Regions from separate parts of the Homo sapiens genome. Here region 2 is linked to region 1. The links are chromatin loops, found by intact Hi-C in ENCODE. Cell type or tissue: heart right ventricle. All regions are shown on one strand. Each heading gives the region's core, and the rest is flanking DNA. Links, peaks and the distances in the headings are about the cores only. Region 1 overlaps PDXDC1 (pyridoxal dependent decarboxylase domain containing 1). Region 2 has its middle 18 kb from the start of NPIPA1.

What was found. A loop is a pair of places that touch in the nucleus more often than their neighbours do. Peaks named below come from ENCODE experiments on the same cell type or tissue, not always from the same donor. Only the 100,000 strongest peaks of a DNase experiment are listed, where the experiment ranks them.
Region 2: a loop joins it to region 1, with 3 times the contacts of the local background. A loop is called at or near these places in 2 of 110 quality-filtered maps.

Annotation. Positions count from the first base shown.
Region 1 is chr16:15,014,445-15,019,822 of GRCh38, reverse strand. PDXDC1 (pyridoxal dependent decarboxylase domain containing 1) reads right to left here. Exons shown (of 23, transcript NM_015027.4): 9 at 3,610-3,694; 10 at 2,655-2,703; 11 at 2,401-2,502; 12 at 858-983. Among named protein-coding and RNA genes, the nearest start is that of MIR1972-1, 6.7 kb to the right of the region's middle. RefSeq lists enhancers at 2,916-3,415, 3,416-3,917. In heart right ventricle, for the core only: no CTCF peak of the experiment used is centred there; a DNase peak (open chromatin) is centred at 2,391; H3K27ac peaks cover 2,246 bases.
Region 2 is chr16:14,952,959-14,958,336 of GRCh38, reverse strand. No RefSeq gene overlaps it. Among named protein-coding and RNA genes, the nearest start is that of NPIPA1, 18 kb to the right of the region's middle. In heart right ventricle, for the core only: no CTCF peak of the experiment used is centred there; a DNase peak (open chromatin) is centred at 2,616; H3K27ac peaks cover 816 bases.

The DNA.
Region 1 (5,378 bases), core at 81-5,080:
TGCTTTCTAAATGCTATGATCTGAATATTTATGTCCCCACAAAATTCCTATGTGGAAACCTAATCGCAAATGAGTTGAGGCCTTTGGGAGGTCATTAGGGCATGAGGATGGAACCCTCACAAACAGGACTAGTGACCTTCTGAAAGAGGCTCAAGGGACTGTGCTCACCCCTTCTGCCATGTGAGGCCACATGCAAGGCACTATCTATGAGGAACGGGCCCGACATGGAATCTCCTGGCACCTTGATCTGAGACTTCTCACGTCCAGAACTGTAAGCAATAAATGTCTGTTGTTTATAAATTACCCACTCTAAGGTATTTTGTTATAGAAGCCTGAATGCTCTAAAACACTGAAATATAGCATAATTATATATTTTTCACAATTAGAACACACCTAAAATGGAGAGAGAATTAGAATTGTCCCCAAGAGCCCTGCAATTTGGAAACCCAAGCCAGCTGGTTTATAAAATATCCATGCCCTCCATAACCACCTTGTAACCTTCCTATTCCCTCACCGTAGTCAGTCAATCAAGGGGAACACTCGCTCCCCACCCCTCCACCTTTTGCACCCTTCTCCACTCCTTGGAAGTCATCTGTGACTTCTTTTCTGATCCCATGCTGACAGTGGTGTTCCTTTTCATCTGATTTCATCTGCACACAAATGCTGGGACAGACAACCCAGCACTTTCTCCCAGAACTTTGAACAAGAAATATTTACATGCAGGGCGATTAGTCTCTGGCTCACGAGACAGTCAATCCAGACAACACCACTCTGGATGGAAGGTACAGAAATGAGATGTTTTTCTGTCTCTGCTGTGGCCAAGGAGTCTTTCATTTAAATGTCAGGCTTCTACTCACCAGTTGACAGGCATGCTTGATCCTCTCCACAAACCCATCAAGTCCCAAGTATTGTAAAGATAACCACAGAGGCAGGGCACGGAGTTTGTCTGTGGGCTTATTTGATGTAAGACCAGCAACTAAAGTCTAAAAAAGCCAAAAGAGGTTTATTAATCAAAGCCATTGCAATCTCATAATAGAACTAACCAGCTACCATTTGCTACCCACTTAGTGTGGGCTAGATGCCATACTAGTCACTAGGCTTGCATTATCCATGTGATCTTCCAACAACTCTGTGAGCTAAGTATTCTAGGTAACTTCACTCAGAGACCTCGGTTTGTCCAAGGGTTCACAGCTCAGGAGTGGCAAAGCCAGGAAAAGCCAGTGGAAAACCCAGATGGGTCACATCCCAGAACCTAGGAGACTCCCCACTTCGAAGGTAGCTCTGAGCATCCTCAAACACCTGGCCATTATTAGCTGAGCAAGACAGCAGTGTTTTAGCAGAAATCACTTAAACCTTATTTTGCACGCTGACCTATATTATCAAGAACCACATTATTATTATTATTTTTTGTGACAGGTTTCGTTTTCATTCTGTCGCCCAGGCTGCAGTGCAGTGGTGTGATCATAGCTCACTGCAGCCTTGATCTCCAGGGCTCAATCAGCCCTCCCACATTAGCCTCATGAGTAGCTGGGACTACAGGCTCACACCACCATGCCCAGCTAATTCTTTGTTGTTGTTTTTTCTTATAGAGATGAGGTTTCACCATGTTGCCCAGGCTGGTCTCAAACTCCTAGGCTCAAGCGATCTGCCTGCCTCAACCTTCCAAAGTGCTGGGATTACAGGCATGAGCCACCATGCCTGGCCCACAACTACGATTAAAAAAAAAAAAAAATGTGGCCAGGTGTGATGGCTCATGCCTGTAATCCCAGCACTTTGGGAGGCCGAGGCAGGCAGATCACCTGAGATCGCGAGTTCAACATGACCAACTTGGTGAAACACTGCCTCTACTAAAAATACAAAATAAGCCGGGCGTGGTGGCGCATGCCTGTAATCCCAGCTACTTGGGAGGCTGAGGCAAGAGAATCACTTGAACCCAGGAGGTGGAGGTTGCAGTGAGCCAAGATCATCTCACCATTGCACTCCAGCCTGGGTGACAGAGCGAGACTCCATATCAAAAAAAAAAAAAAAAAGTTAAAACCTATTGGGCAATGTGGATCAGGAGGCTTAAAACTCCCCCACTCAGTCATTCCACATCTGGGAACCTATTCTAAGGAAATAATTAGAAACACAGAAAGACGTTCACTGCTTCATTATTTCAGTAACAAAACTCTGAAAACATCCTATAAGTTCATAAATGGAGAATAATTAAATTGTGACAGAATATTATACAATCATAAAATGTCATTAAAAAAAGTCTCACAAGTTTCTCTTTAAAAAAATGAAATAGAAGTGAAATTATGGGTATTTTTCACTTTTTCCTGTATTTTTCTGGATTTTGCCCCCAAAGCCAATAATGTGTATTAGCCACACCCACTCCCTCCCCAGTGAGTGGAAACTTACCAAGGCAGGGTCATCGTGTTTATACAGTGTCACCGCAGGAACAGCTGGCAAACCCAGCCACGGGCCAGGAGTCATCGTCATGCTATCACATTTGGCTGCAGCCTACCAAAACAAGAACAACTCTTTGTTAGATTATCAGAATACACAAACCTAACACCCTCCTCCATTCATAAAAACTGTGAAGAGCCATGAGGGACTGAGTGACTTTAAATTCATTCTTAAAAACACCAATATTCAGTAAATCAACAACATACCAGCACTGATGAGGAGACATAACCCAGAGCCAATGTTGCCAGATTCACACTGGAAGAAAAAACACCAGTCCAAGAACTAATTATTTAATGTTGCTTACTCACCATGTACTTAAAAAAATAAAGGCTGTGCTGTTGCAAGTTGACACTTAAGTATATTTTTAATGTTATTAGCTTTCATTAACAGCAACAGAAGGTGTGCTTTATACATATGAAGGAAAATCCTGAAAATGCACTTTAATAAAAATGTGTCTCAGGAACTATCCCCGCTCATTTAATATAATGGGAGTATTCTTCTCTTTCATGGATCTTATTTTCCAGTTATCATTCTTTACTTAGGGATCAAAAAGAAACCTCCCTGTATGATGTGGTGGATATGGGCTACTCTGGCTGCCCACGTCCGTTCCCCCTGCTTCTCTTAATGGCCCTACAATAGCCTTCCAGGGCGCCATCTCCATTTCTTCCAGCAGAACATGAGCTTTGTGGGGAGGAGACACCACTATCTGCTCCAGAGGAGAGCAAAGAACCTCAACTATCAGAGGATTACTTCTCCCTGGCCACAGTGGCTGGTTCAATACGAGACTTCTGTTAGGACTTCCAGCTGACCACGAAGCTGGAAAGAAGGCTGGAGTTTCTGCAGCTACTTTGCACTGTAACAGGAAGATCTGTCCACAGATAGAGGAAACCAAGCCCAGTGCCTGTGACTGGGGGAGCAGAGGTGGGAGTAACACACTGGATCCTGGTTGATGTCGTGCCTGAGGCAGTCATAACACTGCTCTTTGTAGTTATGTGAGCCAGTAAGATCTCTTTGGGCTTAAGCCAATTTGGGTTATTTTGTGATCTGTGACCCAAAGAGCCCTTCGTGATAAATGTCACCAAAGTGAGAGCCTGGATGTCCAGTCCTCATAAGGACTCTGTGCAGGCCCGAATGGAGCCACCAGCCTCACCGCCGGCTTACCCCTCCACATGAAGCCATATGCCATACTGCTCACAGAGTTCTTTCAATCTCCCAATCTTGTCTGTGTGTCCTACTGCTGCCGTTCCTAGGATAAAACACATCAGGGCATTAAAAGGAACAAATGTTTTCTAAGGCTTTATACCTTAAACACTTTTATACACATTATCGCCCTAGGAGGGAAGTGACTTATTATATCCCTATTTTATTGAGATTTTCTTTGTGGAAGGACTTAAAATCAGTGTTTGTGAGTTGACTTATTACAAGCTTTGAAGAGTATGTAATCTCTATTACATGTATCTAATTGTGTCATTGAATTCTTTTATATACTTATTTTCTATCTACTTGATCTGCTGACTCATGAGAAATATATTCAAATCTCCCACCAAGATTGTGGTTTGTCAATATATACTTGTGTTACATCAGACTTTTCCTTTAGCTTTCCTTTATATATTTTAAAGTTATGTTCACAAGCATTCATAACTGTTTTTTTTTTTTTTTGAGACGGAGTCTCACACTGTCGCCCAGGCTAGAGTGCAGTGGCATGATCTCAACTCTGCAACCTCCACCTCCCAGGTTCAAGCAATTCTCCTTGCCTCAGCCTCCCAAGTAGGTGGGATTACAGGCGGTGGCCACCACGCCCGGCTAATTTTTTTGTATTTTTAGTAGAGACGGGGTTTCACTACGTTGGCCAGGCTGGTCTCGAACTCCTGACCTCGTGATCCACCTGCCTCGGCCTTCCAAAGTGCTGGGATTATAAGCATGAGCCACCGTGCCCAGCAGGTATAACTGTTATTTCTTTTAGGAGATTACATCTTTCATCAATATGAAGTCTATTTTATCCCACACTAATATGGCTATGGTACTTTCATTTTGTCAGCATTTGTCCAAGATAAACTTTTCCACCTTTTTATTTTATTGTCACTTCCTGGATTATTTTGATTTAGATATGCCCTTTATAAAAATCATATAGGTGGGCTGGGCACAGTGGCTCACATCTGTAATCCCAGCACTCTGGGAGGCCCAGGCGGGTGGATCACAAGGTCAGGAGATGGAGACCATCCTGGCTAACACGGTGAAATCCCGTCTCTACTAAAAATACAAAAACAAAATTAGCCGGGTGTAGTGGTGGGCGCCTATAGTCCCAGGTACTCGCGGGGCCGAGGCGGGAGAATGGCGTGAACCTGGGAGGCAGAGCTTGTAGTGAGCCGAGATCGTGCCACTGCACTCCAGCCTGGGCAACAAAGCAAGACTCCAGCTCAAAAAACAAACAAACAAAACATATAGATGAATTTGTTTTGTTTCCACCCAGGTTCCTTGTAATACAGAACATGCATTCTGAAGCCAGCTTAAGCATATTAAGCACTTTCAGCCGCTCCCTTGGTAATTGATTGCACTACAGATTTTGCTGGGGAGATCCCTTTTCAGAGAGAGCTTAGTTAAAACGTTGAGTCAGGCATTCCCCCAACCGTCCTAAATTTCCAGTTAGCAGTAAGCCAACTAAAAAGATTTCAAACACTCACCAACGGCCTCAACAAACACAGCTAAAGAAAGTAGTTCTTTTGTAAGGTCTATGCCAGGAAAAGGGCTGAAAACTTTTTCCCCTCATACCTAAATCTACCTCAAATTAAAAAAAAAAAATCTTAACAGACACATTTAGTTTAGCTGAAACAAGATCAAATGTCAATGCATGGGCTGTGCCACAGGCTCTTCCAGCAAAATAAAAGCGTACTGCTGTGTTAGTGCCTGGATCGCATGCAGATTCTCTTTTC
Region 2 (5,378 bases), core at 107-5,106, 62 kb after region 1:
AAACCAACCAGATCTCATAAGAACTCACTCACTATCAGGAGAACAGCAAGGAGGCACTCTCCCCCCATGATCCAATCACCTCCCACCAGGTCCCTCCCCTAACACTGGGGATTATAATTCGGCATGAGATTTGGGCAGGGACCCAAATCCAAACCATAGCAGGGGGGTCTCACTATTTTGCCCAGACTGGTCTTGAACTCTTGGCCTGACAAGCGATCCTCCCGCCTCAGCTTACCAAAGTGCTGTGATTACAGATATGAGCCACCACATCAAGCTAACATAGGGATCGGCACTCTAGCCTGGGCGACAGAGGAGACTACGTCTCAAAACAATTAATTAATTAATTAAAATAAATAACCCCATACTTTCTGCCTCTGTGGCTTTGCCTGTTCTGGGTATTTCGTGTGAACGGACCCATGCATCTGGTGGTCCGGGCTCATTTCAAACGCTCAGCCCCCATGTCGGCCCATGGCCTCCGGATTGGATGGTGTGAGCTGGGTGTGCGCGGGGTGCTCAATCCCTCCGGAGCATCTGGAGTGGCCACGTGCAGGTGCGGGAGGCGGCGGCGGCGCAGGGGGCAGCTGGAGGCCCGGGAAGCCCGGACGTGGTGTAGGGAGCTGCCGACCATGCTGGCTTCTGATCGCGGGCTCCCAAATTCAAGACAGCCCTGGTGACATAGCAAGAGCCTGTCTCTATAAAAAATTAAAAATCAGCCAGGCATGGTGGTGCATGCCTGTGGTCCCAGCTACTCGTGAGGCTGAGGCGGGAGGATCACTTCAGCCTCGGGGTTTGAGGCTGCAGTGAGCTATGACTGTACCACTGCGTTCCAGCCTAGGTGACAGAGTAAGACTTTGTCTAAAAAAAAGAGAGAGAAAGGGAGATGGGAAGATTTATGCTGCTGACTTTGAAGATGTTGGATGGGGAGCCAAGGAGTGCAGGGAGCATCTAGAAGCTTGGAAGAGGCAAGAAAATGAACTCTCCTTTAGGACCTCCAGGAGGAATGCAGTCCTGCAGACCCATTTTAGACTCTGACACCCCAAATTCTAAGACAAGAAGTTTGTGTTCTTTTAAGCCATTAAATTCGTGGTAATTTGTTACCTCAGCCATGGAAAAATGATACAAGGGGGATATAAGTAAAAAGCAAAGAAGGAGATGTTTTGGTGAGCTGGAAGCCTGCCCAGCTGGGAGAAATCTAACAGAAGTTTACTCCGGACCAGTAACAAGGATAAGGAGCCGGAGAAGGCTATAAATCAATAAACGGGCAGATAAAAAGGGTCAGAGAACATAGAAATGGGCAGATTTCCAAGAACTGAAGAGAATGGATATATTAGTTTGCTGGGGCTGCCATAACAAAATAGCGCACACAGCGTGGCTTAGACAATAGAAACTTATTTGCTCACCCTTCTGGAGGCAAGAAGTCCAAGACCAGGGTGCCTGCTGGGTTAGTTTCACACGGCTGCCTTCTTGCTGTGTCTTCACATGGTCTTTCCTTGGTGTGAAAACATCCCTGGTGCCTCGTTTTATTTATTTATTTTTTAAATAAAAAAAAAGAGAGAGAGAGTGACAGGGTCTCACTACGTTGCCCAGGCTGGTTTTGAACTCCTGAGCTCAGGCAATCCTCCTGCCTTGGCCTCCTAAAGGGCTGGGATTACAGGCATGAGCCACCATGCCCGGCCCCTGGTGCCTGTTTGTGTGTCCAAATTTTTTTTTTATTTTATTTTATTTTTAAAGACGGAATCTTGCTCTGTCACCCAGGCTGTAGTGCAGTGGCTCGATCTCCTCTCACTGCAACCTCCCTCTCCCAGGTTCAAGCGATTCTCCTGCCTCAGCCTCCCAAGTAGTTGGGATTACAGACATGTGCCACCACACCCAGCTAATTTTTAGTAGAGATGGGGTTTCACCATGTTGGCCAGGCTGGTCTCAAGTGATCTTCGTACCTCAAGTGATCCTCCTACTTTAGCCTCCTAAAGTGCTGGGATTACAGGTGTGAGCCACCAACCATGCCCCCAAATTTCCTCTTCTTATAAGGACACCAGACAGATTGGATTAGAGCCCATCCTAAAGGTCTCACTTTAACTTAATTGCCATTTTAAAGGCCTTATCTTCAAACACAGTCGCCTTCTGAGGTACTGGAAATTAGGGCTCCAATATATGAATTTTGGAGGGCATCATTTAGCCCATAACAACTGGGTTGATAAACTGAGGGACAGCCTACAGAATAGCCGGTTAGTGATCTCACTTGGAGACTAAGGCCATTTGACAGTTCAACACAATGTGAAGCAATCTGGGATTGGAGGCCAGACTGGGAACAAAGAACCTTAGGGTGACGATCGGTGATCATTTGAATAAGATCTGTAGATTAGGTACGTGTATGATTTCCGTGCTTATTTCCTTGTTTTGATCATTGTACTATGGTCATGTAAGATATCAATATTTCAGGAAGCTTGGATGAAGAGTATGTGGTAACTCTTTGTACTATTTTTGCAACTTCTTTCAAAGTCTGTAGTTATTTCAAAGTTAAAAGCTAAAAATCAAGGCCAGGCACGGTGGCTCATGGCTATAATCCCAGCACTTTGGGAGGCCGAGGCCGGCGGATCACCTGAGGACAAGAGTTGGAGACGAGCCTGGCCCACATGGCGAAACCCCGTCTGTACTAAAAATACCAAAATGATCCAGGCATGGTAGCGCATGCCTTTATTCCCAGCTACTGGAGAGGCTGAGCCAGGAGAATCGCTTGAACTTGGGAGGGAGAAGTTGCAGTGAGCCAAGATCGCACCACTGTACTCCAGAGCCTGGGCAACAGGAGTCTGTCTCAAAAAAAAAAAAAAAAAAAAAGAAAAAAGAGAAGTTAAAATCAGGGCCAGGTGCGGTGGATCATGCCTGTAATCCCAGCACTTTGGGAGGCCAAGGTGTGTGGATCACAAGGTCAGGAGATCGAGACCATCTTGGCTAACATGATGAAACCCCATCTCTACTAAAAATACAAAAAAAAAAAAGAAAGAAAGAAAAATTAGCCGGACATGGTGGCGGGTGCCTGTAGTCCCAGCTACTCAGGAGGCTGAGGCAGGAAGCTACGTTGAGCCCAGGCATTTGAGGTTGCAGTGAGCTATGATTGTGCCACTGCACTCCAGCCTGGGAAACAGGGTAAGACCCTATCTCAAAAAAAAAAAAAAAAAAAAAAAAGGTGAGAAAAAGAAGCAAGGAGAAAATGAGTTCTATGAGGTGCGAGACTCTATATTGTCTGTTGCTTGGGTTCCCACTGACACCCCACTTTTGGGACAGTGCCTGGAAGCTGGGAGCTCAGCATATGTTTTGGGAGGTGATGATCATTGAGGCACAAACCGAAGAGGAGAAGGCACACTGGGCCTCATCTCACATTCATAAAAGCCATCACATTGTAACTTTTGACATTCTCTCTAGAGGAAGTCACACAATCAGTAGTGTATTGCGTGGGTTGCAAATGTGAATTCTTGGCCTGTAAACAGTTCAAACACATTGCCATTTTGGTAACTGAGTTTTGCTATCCCTTCAGTACAGCAAATCTTCAGTAGAGATTTGTTTAATAGAGATGGGGTTTCACCATGGTCTCTACTAAACCCTGTCTCTACTAAAAATACAAAAATTACCCAGGCGTGGTGGCACATGCCTGTAGTCCCAGGTACTCAAGAGGCTGAGGCAGGGGAATCACTTGAACCTGGGAGGTGGAGGTTGCAGTGACCCAAAATCATGCACTCTAGCCTGGGGTCTCGCTTTTGCCCAGGTTAGAGTGCAGTGGCACAATCATAGTGGCTCACTGCAGCCTCAAACTCCTGGGCTGAAGGGAATCCTCCCACCTCAGCCTCCCAAGTAGCTAGGACTACAGGCATGTGCCATCATGGCGAGTTAATTTTTTATGTGTTTTTATTGTCTCGAGACAGAGTCTTGCTCTGTTGCTCAGGCTGGACTGCAATGGCGTGATCTTGGCTCACCGCAACCTCCACCTCCTGGGTTCAAGCGATTCTCCTTAGTAGAGACAGGGTTTCGCCATGTTGGTCAGGCTGCTCTTGAACTCCTGACCTCGTGATCCACCTGCCTCGGCCTCTCAAAGTGTTGGGATTACAGGCATGAGCCACTGGGCCTGGCCTGGTGAGCTAATTTTTAAATTTGTTATAGAGACAAGAGTCTCTCTTATGTTGCCCAGGCTGGTCTCGACCCCCTGGCCTCAAGTGATCCTCCCACCTCAGCCTCCCAAAGTGCTGGGATTACAGATGGGTGTCACCGCACCTGGCCTCTGAGGAGGATTTCATTATAAAGCTGCCCTGAAGGGAGGGAATCCAATTTTACGAGAGGGTGTAGCCTGGTGAGGCCTGGATGACCTCCGGAGGCAGGGGCTTGTGCCTGGGCTGAGGCCTAAGGGTCAATGGGCAGACATGAAGTTGCCCCAGGCAGAGGGTACAGTGTGGGCAAAGTCAGGAAGTGGCAGGGCTTGGATCACTAGGAAGAGAGAGGAGTCATGTGTCACAGGAGCTCGAGACCCAGAGAGGGAGGCAGGCAGGCAGGCAGGGACCAAGCTTGGGCACAGCCAGGAAGGCAGAGGGCATGGTGGGGCCAATGGAATCATTACCCAAGACGGGGATTTTCAGGGAAACAGCTTAGATAAGGCCAGGTGTACAGTAGCTCCCACCTGTAATCCCAGCATTTGTGGAGGCTGAGGTAGGAGGACTGCTTGAGCCTGGGAGTTCGAGACCAGCCTAGGCAACATAGTGAGACCCCATATCCACAAAAAATTTAAAAAAGGAGTTTGTGTTCCTGTAGTAGCAGACTTGGGAGGTTGAGGTGGCAGTATCACTTGAGCCCGGGAGTTCAAGGCTAAAGTGAGCTGATTGAGCCATTGCACTCCAGCCTGAGCAACAGAGAGATACGCTGTCTCAAAGGAAATACAAATTAAAAAACCAGCCAGGCATGCTGGCGTGTGCCTGTAGTCTCAGCTACTTGGGACACTGAAGTGGGAGGATCGCTTGAGCCCAGGAGTTCAAGGCTGCCGTGAGCTATGATTGTGCCTCTGCAGTCCAGCCTGGGCGACAGAGAAAGACCCTGTCTCTTAAAAAAAAAAAAATCTTAGATAAGAGGATGCTGTGCCTCCCTGGGGGTCTTCAGTCACCCATAGTGCTGGCAAGAGAGGAGGGCCAGGAGAGAGTTTCACCCACCTGCTGTCCTGCCCATGTGACATCCGCAGGTGCTGCCATGGCCACGACTGTTGTTACACTCGAGCTGAGGAGGCCGGCTGCAGCCCCAAGACAGAGCGCTACTCCTGGCAGTGCGTCAATCAGAGCGTCCTGTGCGGTGAGTCCCCAGCAGCACCATGCCACCCACCCCGAGTATCCCCTGGGCACCCTGGC